2 separate regions of the Homo sapiens genome follow, and region 2 is linked to region 1. Evidence: chromatin loops called from intact Hi-C (ENCODE). Cell type or tissue: IMR-90. All regions are shown on one strand. Each heading gives the region's core, and the rest is flanking DNA. Links, peaks and the distances in the headings are about the cores only.

The links. A loop is a pair of places that touch in the nucleus more often than their neighbours do. Peaks named below come from ENCODE experiments on the same cell type or tissue, not always from the same donor. Only the 100,000 strongest peaks of a DNase experiment are listed, where the experiment ranks them.
Region 2: a loop joins it to region 1, with 10 times the contacts of the local background. A loop is called at or near these places in 3 of 110 quality-filtered maps.

Annotation. Positions count from the first base shown.
Region 1 is chr10:118,238,499-118,243,886 of GRCh38, reverse strand. LINC02944 (long intergenic non-protein coding RNA 2944) reads right to left here and starts at 2,382. Exons shown (of 5, transcript XR_946349.3): 1 at 2,205-2,382; 2 at 2,001-2,104. In IMR-90, for the core only: a CTCF peak has its summit at 2,432 (motif pointing right); a DNase peak (open chromatin) is centred at 2,456; H3K27me3 peaks cover 277 bases.
Region 2 is chr10:118,457,545-118,462,932 of GRCh38, reverse strand. No RefSeq gene overlaps it. Among named protein-coding and RNA genes, the nearest start is that of LINC00867, 100 kb to the right of the region's middle. In IMR-90, for the core only: a CTCF peak has its summit at 3,145 (motif pointing right); no DNase peak of the experiment used is centred there.

The sequences.
Region 1 (5,388 bases), core at 304-5,303:
GGGCTTCTTATACCCCAGGATCATTTCTGTTTACTTTTGTGTACCTGATAACAAACAGTATGTCTTCTATTAGAATTTCCACATCATCATTTTCTCAGCTTGGAAACAATGCCTGTGTTCAAGGCAGAACCCTGAATACAAGCTGAATCTGGTGTGTGTGTGTTTGGTGGGGGCGGGGTGGGGATAAATGGTGCCCCAGGCAGGTCGGCGGTGGGCTTTGGGCATGAGGGTGAGCTGCTCAGGACCCAATTCCACAGGCTGTGTAGACTCCAATTATCCGAGGACTTAGAGATCAAACAGCCCAACTGTGCCTCACAATAAAGGAGGAGGTCTTAATTTTACTTCACGCTACACCCTTCCAGCCAGATCTTGCAAAACAATGCATTGCATTTATGTCTTCCTGAGCCCCAAACCTCTCTGAAATTGTCTCAGGCTATCCCAGCAATATCGCTACAAAGTGGACAGAGGAGAGAGTTAGATGTTCTAAAGAATCATGTGATTTCTACTGGACTGGTCAGAATGTCACGGCAACCACAGATGGCTTGATCAAAATCTCACCCTTCTGCTTTGTTGAGGACAGAGCACTTTTACATGTTATTTATTTTTATTTTTAGGTATATTTGTAGTGACGACATGTTGGCTTGTGGGAAAATAGTTTGCATTAGTCCTCAGCTGAGCTTCCCATACGCACAGGGGACTCAATATATAGAAAACAAGAAAGCCCGGAAAATGCCAATGGCTAGAGACTGGAATTCTGCAAATTTTATTTTTCTCCACTCTCACAGTAAAGACAGGATTTGTAGTAAGGCACAATACTGCCAAAATTAGTCTGATTTTCTTTTTAACAATAACATCAGCTAATAGGTAAATATTCTAGAAAATGTAGTCATTTTGAACATTTGAGATTAAGAAAAGCAGAAAATCTGGAATATTTTTGTAGACATCTAGATATATAGGCAACGACAGAGACCCAAGACCGTAAATCCGGTTTATTTTTACATATTAGCATTAAAATATCTGTCTTGCTTTCAGACAATGAGTTTTTAAAAATTAAGAATAGTGCATCAAAATGATGAAAAATTTTAGGATTTTTTGATATGTAACTTAACCCACAGAAAACCAGATTATTCATCTTGCTACTTGTTTATAGCCCTTTTTAAAAAATGAATATTTCAGACACCTTAAATTGATAAATGTTTCTCTGAAAATAAATCGCTCTTTGATAAAGAGAGTGGAACATAAATGTTTGAGATGTAGCTGAAGCTCTATCACCATTTATGGATCACGATTATAGTTCAAAACGCAAAAGCTGGTATCTTTTGAGGTCGAGCATTTTATACTGAAAGCATATATTTATAATGGAAGTTAACCTTAACATGAAGAGGAAATGATGTTATAGGATTTTCTATTTTGGAACTAATAAGCTATATCATTTCTTATTTGATGGTCTTAAGAAGCAGTTAACATGACTTGAAAGCAACATTTTTCAAGTACTGTAAACATGCTACCATGGAAAACCAGAGAGGAAAAATTTTCCTGTCTGTGAGATTCCTAAACAACTTAATTTGAGTTGTTTACTCTCAAATACTGAATGTTCTTCCCACTGTTCCGCTGTAGTCCGACACAGTGTATTTAATGATTTTTTGTGAAATTTACAACCTAGTGACTTATCATCTTACTTTGAATTGTCTTGAAGATACTTAATGCTGATACTTAACACACACACACAAAAAAACCCCAAACTCTTAGAGTCCTCACTCTGTTTTGAACTAATTAACTTTACAGGAACAAACCTGGAGATACTTATTTTTTCCACTACTACTTTTGGATTTATTATTTCTTTTTATTATAGTAGTCCGAGGTTAGAAAGCTAAAAATTAAAATGGTTGATAATTGTGAAATATATTGTTATTCATGGCAAAATATCACGATTATGCATATGTGTAAGAATTAAGATGTCTTAGGAACTAGCACGGAGTGAGCTGGATGAAATGCGGCACCTGCCACAGAATCTTTCCCCTGTGCTTTTCGGTAATGCCAGGCAAGTCCTCCGGGTTGTAGAAGTCATGGCCAGGTCATGGATTTCCGCACACAGCGATGGCTTCTGTGGGACAAAAAGCAGTGAATATCACGCTACTTACCTTGCTTTATACCACAACCGTTGCAGGCAAGGGTGTCTCCGATGGCGTCTTGGTTTTGCTTACCTGTGTTCCAAAAGAAATCTTTTCCCTGACCAGTTAACTTCTTGGTTGTTCCTTAAGACACAGGGATTTTGGGAAAGACTGTGGCATGCTTTCCTCAGTGGTTCTTCTCAGTTTAATGCCTTAAAGATGGACAAATGTTCACTGGCTGCCCGATAGGCACTGAAATTCGGAGCAATCCAACTTGTTCCAAAAGCGTTTCCCACGGCATATGCACAGTTTCACGGATGGCCACTAGATGGCGTGTGACAACCATTTGTGTCAGCCACACGCAAAGGCTTCCCATTCATTCTCCATAAAGGTATCAAAGGCGTCCTCCAGCAATTCCTCCAAGACAACTTCACTATTACGTTGTTTTCATTTCGATCCTTAAATGGTACCGGTTTACGTTTTGGAAGTAGGGGGACATTTTCAGTGGACGAGCCTAAATCAGAATGTGTGCTGTTGTATTTACGCATCACCGTTAATAAACATTAGCACTTAAAGCTGAATTAAGGCACATCGTTAAATGTCAGTGTGTATCTACCCACTTATCTACGAATGTTTCAACAAACATCTATTAAGTGTCTACTACTATGTGCGAAATGTGACTCGTTCTTCTAAAATACTGAAAGGACGTTTTATTACCAGAAAGTAATACAAGTATCAGAAAATAAAGACATTTTACGTTGCACAGTTGGGTCATTGATATAATGTTAAAATTAAATACATTAGCTCTTTCTTAGCTGAGGTTTTGTTTTCTGTGGTTTCATTTACCTGTGGTCAGTTGTGGCCCCAAAAAATTAAATGGAAAATTTCAGAAATAATTCATAAGTTTTAAATTGCATGCCATTCTCAGTTGCATGCTGAAATCTCTCATCCTCTGTCCCACCTGGGAGGGGAATCTTCTCTTTGTCCAGCATATCCACACTGTCTAAGCTACCTTCCTGTCAGTCACACGGTAGCCATCTCAGTTATCACATAGACTGTCACCGTTTCCCAGTGCTTGTGTTCAAGTAACCCTCATTTTGTTATATAATGGCCTCAAAGCATGAGAGTAATGATGCTGGCAATTTGCATATGCCAAAAAAGAAGCCATAAAATGCATCCTTGAAGTGAAAAGGTGAAAGTTATCAGCTTAATAAGGAAAGAAAAAAATTGTATGCTGACATCTTTAAGATCTACAGTAAGAAGGAAACTTCTACCCACGAATTGTGATCAATTAGTTGTAAACACCACTGCACTTGGACCAGCTTACCCATGAATGGTAAGGAAAAAAAGAAATTCATGCATAGTATATGTAGGGTTTGGTACTATTGCAGTTTCAGGCATCCACTGGGGTCTTGGAAGAATGTATCCCCCATAGATAAGGGGGGAAGTTGTATGCTCCTGGAATTTCAGAAGCTTCTCCTTTTTTTTTTTTTTGAGACAGAGTTTCGCTCTTTTTGCCCAGGCTGGAGTGCAATGGCACGATCTTGGCTCACTGCAACCTCCGCCTCCCAGGTTCAAGAGATTCTCCTGCCTCAGCCCCCTGAGTAGCTGTGATTACAGGCATGTGCCACAAAGCCCGGCTATTTTTGTGTTTTTAATAGAGACGGGGTTTCTCCATGTTGGTCAGGCTGGTCTTGAACTCCTAACCTCAGGTGATCCGCCCACCTTGGCCTCCCAAAGTGCTGGGATTACAGGCGTGAGCCACTGCACCCGGCCCAGAAGCTTCTTTTCTTGATATAGAATAAATCTGAATGTCAGGGGGAAAAATCACATGAAACACCTTGCAAATTATCTTTCCCCTTATAGCAAAATATGATTCTCCTTGCCTTAAAGAATGTAAATTCCTATAAAGAAAATAAATTAATAAAACATACAAGTCCTATAGTGGAATCACTTTTTCTTTCATGTCCATTGTCACCGAGTATAGAAATGAGGTATTTTATTACATAATTTTTACAAATCCGTATTAAGACAAACCTTAATAGGAATGACTTTATCACAAAGTGTTCAGAAAGACATGAGAAAACATCCCCAAAAGTTAGTTCCATATCTGTGGAGAAAATGAAGCAATCTCTAAGATCATTTCCACTTTTAAAAGTCAGCGGTTTTAAAAAAACTAGTGGCATTTGAGTTATTTCACCCTTCTCAAAATAGGTGTGATATTTCTTCTAAGCCAATCTCTAACTGAAAGAAAAGAATGGTCTCATTTTTAGAATTACTGGCTGTTTGTTTGAACTGAAGAATTAGTTGCATTTCAAAATAAGGACATGCCTAATGAAATGATTAAAACATACAGAACATTAAATTATAAGCAGATGGGGGTGAAACCAAGGGAGGGGGGAGGTGAGTTTGCTGGAAACCTGAAGTCCAGGGAAGCTGACAGCTTTGGGTTTTCCTCAATAACACAGAAGATGATTGTTTAAGCAACAGAGGGTAAGAAAACAACCTTTGGAAGACAATCTCTCTCTCTCTCTCTCTCTCTCTCTCTCTCTCTCCTGTCTCTTTTTTGATAGGCAGCACCTTACAAGAAAAGCCAGAAAAGAAAACCCGTGTGTATTGTAAGAGTTTAAAGAGACAGCCACTCCAAAAGAAAATGGACATTCACATTGACGCCTGGAAAAGAACCAGGAGTCACCATGCAAATGTGTCATAGCAGCGAGAAGTCCTGTGAAAGCGAAGGAGATCAGCCAGGCTCCCGTGAGTCACGGTTCAGGATTCAGATCTTCATCTTCCTAAGACACTGATCTCACTGGTCCCAGTTATTCCTGAAACGCTGTCCCTCCTCCGTTTTCCCTGAAATTTATCAATTAAAGTACGGCTCTGTATAGGTAAAAGATAAGAGTTTGATGAGACAGAGTTTACAACAGCTAAAAAAGAAGCTTAGTGGATGGGAGTGGTTCACAGATGGTGCAAATTGTCTGCTAAGTGGCACTTTATGGATGGGCAGAATCCATGAGAGTTTTATCTTGAATTTCTATCAGGCTGCATTCAGCAGAAGCTGGTTCCCTGGAAATTGGCATTTTAAAAAAAATCTCTGTCGTGTGTCTATCTTTCCTGGATATACAATGGCAGTTTCGACCCATTCGAGCTGGCTTCCTGAACAGTGGCAGCGATTGTCTCTGAGTGTGGGTTAATGGATGTAGGTCTAGAGATAAAGGAAATAAACCCTCTAAGATGTTGTCTAATTTTTAAAAGGCATCTCGCCTTCCTCAGCTGT
Region 2 (5,388 bases), core at 281-5,280, 220 kb before region 1:
TGCATGTAGAAGATGCTTTCTTAGTAACTGCAGCATAAATGCATGAACAAATAAGTGTTGAAGAGTCCCTGCAGCCCGACCCAGAGAGCAGTGGAGGTTGGCACAGCCCAGACCCTGGGGGAATGTGGATACTGGCTGCTGTGAGCATTGTCCAGGGCTGTTGAAGAATTAAATTTGTTCAGGTTCACCCAGTCTTGTCTATGGTTCTGAATACCTTTCAGCATTCAGGCCACAAAGTGATGGCTGACAGGCACAATTCCAGCCCATTTGCATATATGTAAAGTTATTTGACTTGGTACTGATTTCTTTGCTTGTCAGGCATTTCCCTCTTACATTTGGCATGCCATGTCAAATTCTACATTCTTTTCATCAATCTGCTCTTACAACCTACTCCACCAACTGTCCCGCAAATGAATTTCAGGAACAATGGCCAACAGTGCATTAGAGAGTCTTTGTAGAGGGATAGCTGTCTTGAGCACCTTTCATCCACAGGGACATCTTGTGTCTCTATCTTGCTGGAAGGGAAGATGTATTTTTAGGTTTTAAGGAAGAAAAATAACTATATCAAGGACAAAGTTATGAAATTTATAGGTCTTAGCACCCATTGATCATTACCCAAGCTAAGGATTAATTCCTCATGAAAGCTAAACTCATCAATTTTATTTGGATGTTTCCATTTTGAAATTCCCTTAACCATAATTTAAAGGGGATAGTGAACATTTTGGAGACCTGGAGAAAGTATCTCACATAAAATCTGATTAGCTCAGTTTATGTCCTATGAAACTTTCTGGTGAAGACAGGTGAAAGGGTTCTTTAATTTGCCATTTCTTATATAAATACATTTATGAGTTCTGAAGGGAAAATTCTTTAGAGTGTAAAGTACAGTTCGTTATGCTATTTCTGTGTGGCGGCTTTCACATCCTACGAGGGCTTTGAGCTTTTTTTTTTAAATATGGCTTTCATCCTTCAGGTCTCAATCCTGTAGGCACATGCCAAGCCAGCCTACTTCATTAGATAAATCTGACTTCTTGGTCTTCCTCTTGGCTGGGTTAGGGGTTGGGCATCAGAAAATGTAGGGTCTTTAGTGAAAAATGGGACACCTCACAAACTCAGTGCGGGTACGTTATTGATGACCAGAACCAAGGGTGTCAAGTTGAGTGAGAGAGTCTGATGAGTTACCATGTCCTACCAGTCTCTACTGCCAGTGAGAGGGGGCCAACCATAATTGTTCTGGGAGAATGATGACTTGGGGCTGGTGAGACTTTGGTTTATAATCCAATGAATGGTGAAACTGTTTACACACCTCTGGTTATTTCACCATTTGAACACTCTGACTACCAATCTTGCTATCCTAAGAATATATCATTGGACATTCTTTCTTGATAACTGTCTTCCTAGTCAGAAAAGATTATTTCTCCTGAGTCATAAATTAGTATGAATGCCCAGTGAGGATAATTATAATAACGATAATGAAAACAATAGCAACCATTCATCTGTGCCAGGCACTGTGCAAAGATACTTTATAGCCATACAAATAGCTCTGCCATTTAAATTTCCCAATAATTTTGGGACAGAGACCTCACTATCCTCACCGACAAATGAGCAAACTAGGGCCCAGAGAAACGGTGCTATTGCTGGATAGCTACAAAGTGTAAGAGCCCCCAGGTCTGTGTGACCCCCAAAGCCCATGCTTGTAACCACCATGCTGAGCTCTGCCAGAAGTACGACTGGTGCTCTGGGGTACCTGAGGCTGATTGTACCACAATGGCCCATCAATCCCATTATTGCCAGCATGTCTCCTGGTGCACATATGCAAAAAATTCTCTAGAGCTGGAAGAGCTTGGCTGTACAGAATGTGTGTTATCAGCTTCATAGACATTACCTAGATGTTCATTATGTATTACATATTGATTTAATACACACTAGTTATTATTAAATTTCAATTAATTAGTTATTCATTATTAATTAGTTGTTAAATATTAAATAGTGATTGTGCCAATTCAAAAATTTTCCACTTTCTCCACATCCTTGTTTTCATCTGGATCTGTTATTGCCAGATTTTTTTAATGAATGATATGTTGGGAGCTGAATACTGTCTCATCAAGATTTTGATCTGCATTTCCTTCATTCCTCATAAATCGTGCAATATACTGGCCATTTGGGCTCTCTCTTCTACGAATTGCCTGCTTGTGCTTTTTTCTCTTGTGTTCTATTGGGTTATTTGCCTTTAAAAAATAGATTTCTAGGAAATCTTTATATAGCCTGGATACTAAGATTTCATTGGACATTTGTGCTGCAAATATCTTCTGCTGACACTGTTTAAGGTGACTTTTACAAAAGTTGTATACAGGATAATTGTATACATCCGTTATTGCTTTTTTCTAGGCATTTTTGCATCCTATTTATAGATAGTCTCCTTTTTTGTTGTAAACTTCTAAGTTTGGGTTTTCAAACTGAGGCCTATATTACATTTGAGATATATTATTATTATTCTGTACTTTGACGTATGATCTAAATTTATTTTTGCACAGAAGAATAATCAGTTTCTCCAGTACCACTTATCCTGAGTGAGGGCCTTCTGCTCTGATTTAAAATATCCATCTCTCCTATATCAAGTTTCCATGCATATGTGGGTTTGTTTCTGAGCTTTGTCTATTCTTGTGCCAATACTGATTTAATTAACGTATCTTTATAAGCAAGTCATGCTTCTTAATTCTTGTTCAAATGAATTTTGTTATTCTTAGTTATATAGATTTTAGCCTCAGCATGTCAATAATCTACTAAAAAACGAATTTGTTGTCTGATGAATTAAATTCACTGATCTTTCAGTGTTTAAGGATTTGAGCACATCGTATAGTGGGTTTCACTCACCAGGTGAATTCATTCATTAATACAATTCATCTGCAGCTCACCCAAGCTGGCTTAAAGCTGACCATTGACTACATTTTTAACCCTCATTGCGTGTTTAATTAAATACATGTCAGGATTTTAGTTAATTTGATTAGTAAACTGAATCTGAGGTCTATGGGTCAGAAGATAGTTGGGCTTTGTAATTGTAGATAAGAATCACATGAAATCATATGAAGAAGAAAGTCATCTCTGCTTAGAATACAGCCGTCCCGATGCATTTTACAAAAGAAGCCACCAGAGGGCAGAATGAGCACGAGAGTCCCACTGGCTTTCCTGGGCAGAGGACGACAGAAGCCCTCATCAGTTCTGACCACCGCACGTTCAGTGTATTGAGCTGGGACAAACGTTTTTTGGGAGAGATGTTTTTCAGCTGCTTCTCAGGATGACGTTTGCTGCTGGTCTTGTCTCAGTTGAAGTATTTTCCCCCAGCACACCGAAAGAGGAGCTCACTTCCTGATTGTTGCAATCAAACCTTTGACTTTTGTCACAAGTAAATGCTGTTTAATGAAATTTAAAAAGGAAAAATAAACAAGCAAACAACACTCCAACCACGTAGCAGGATCTCAAACACTTCAGTGCAAAGCCAGGTGACTCACCAAATGATATAAGGTCATACTTCCAACTGGGCTATTTTCTAGCTGGCAACACTATTTCGTTTCTACTGATAAAAGATCCTATTTATTGGAGGGCAAGTTGATGGGTGGGTATTTCATGGCCACGGAAGTTATTTGGTGACAACCTGTCCACTTTTGCTTATATTGCCAACGCAAACAGCATGATCTTCTGGAGTACTGATTTGTTCACAAATAGAAAGGACATCACATTTTGTAATTCTCTTTGCCAAGGGAAACAAACCAAGGTATAATGTAGTTGTTCCTGTCAGGCTAGGTAGAAGAAAGGAGGAGCTGAACCTTCTGTGGGCGCATGCCTTCCATTCAGCATGTTTTGTGGAATGCGTGTTAGGCATTCTCCCTAGTTCGAGATGCCTTGGAGGCCACTGTCCTGTCTTGATTTAACTGAACCTCATTGAAAGAGATCCCTTCACACTGGGGAAGTCGTTCAGAACAGTAAAAGATAAGATCCTTCACATAAAAAAAAAAGTTTGAGTTTGACTACATCCGCAGTAGCTGTGATTATGACTTCTGTTATTTAGTTCAAAACTTATTACAGGGTTTCTTTGGTTCCCCATGAAATTCTTCCATCTTTATTTTCATGGCAAACAGTAGCTCAGATGTCCCCTCCTCTGGGATGCCTCCCTAGATGTCACCAAGCAACATCAGCTACTCTTTCTCTCAGAGGCTCTTACTCTTGTCACTGGCATGGCCAAAAAGTGTTTGAATGTTCATGCCAAGGCTACTGAGAACAGACAGCACGGGTCCCAGACACCAGCACAGATTTGGGCACATGGCATAACTCACCAGTGTTTGCAGAATTAAAGTGAGGGTCTATCCTCTCTTCCCAGGCCCTAAACAGAATCTTTGGAAAACACCACCAAGCTTTCATGTAACCATCTCGGTGTAACCCAGCAGGCTGCTTTGATGCGAGGAGCTTCAGCCACATGGCTCTGCTCTGCCGACATTTGGGTGTGTGTTCTCCAGAGCTCTGTAATATCTGAAAACTGATTTACCCTAGCTTAAATCCAAGGCTTTGACACTTCAAAAAGTTGAATTTTTCTTATTCAACATAATAAATGGCTTTCCTGTGCCTAGGAGTTTATGGTTTATGTCCTGGGAGGGAAAGAAAGGGTAATAAAAAGAATATGGCCTTCTGGGTCAGTCAATAGGTACTCAAATATTTGCTGTCAATTTGAGTCAATGATTCACAGAGTTGAAAATATTAAATACACTACAAATAATTCATGCATTGAGTGCCTTGCTAAGTGATTGACAGCTATGCTAAGTGCTTGCTTTAAAGTTTTATCTTCTTTAATCTTTAAAACTCTTTGAGGTAGATAATCTAGTTAGTCCCATTTTACAGATAGGAAAACTGAAGTTCAGAGAGTTTAAGTAAGTCTCCTGATGCCACACAGCTTGTAAGTGTCTGAGCCATGATTTGAACCCTGCCATTTTGACTCCAGCAGAGTTCCTGCACATGGAATGCATTAGATAAATAATAGATGTGCTCCCCTTCCTGTTCCTGCTGCAATGGCCTCCTAAAGCCTTTGTAAAAAATAATACTGTTATGGACTACTCAGGTTTAAAAAATGTGATATATATTTCTATTTAGCTCCTGCCCCTTCTGATCTTTCTCTAGTAATGTCTGGGAGCTACTGTATTCGATGAAAACAGAACTCCACGTCTCCAAGGCTACAGGCCTCCTGAAATGGAGAAGAGACCCCAAGCAAAGTGGTCTTTCCAGGAGACATCAAGTGCGGTCATCACAGTGACTCTCCTCTCATCTCCTCCTCACAGCATTGGACTTGCCTTTAAGATCTCCAGTTTAGAACAGCTTCAGCTGGGGGATGGCAATGGGGAATGG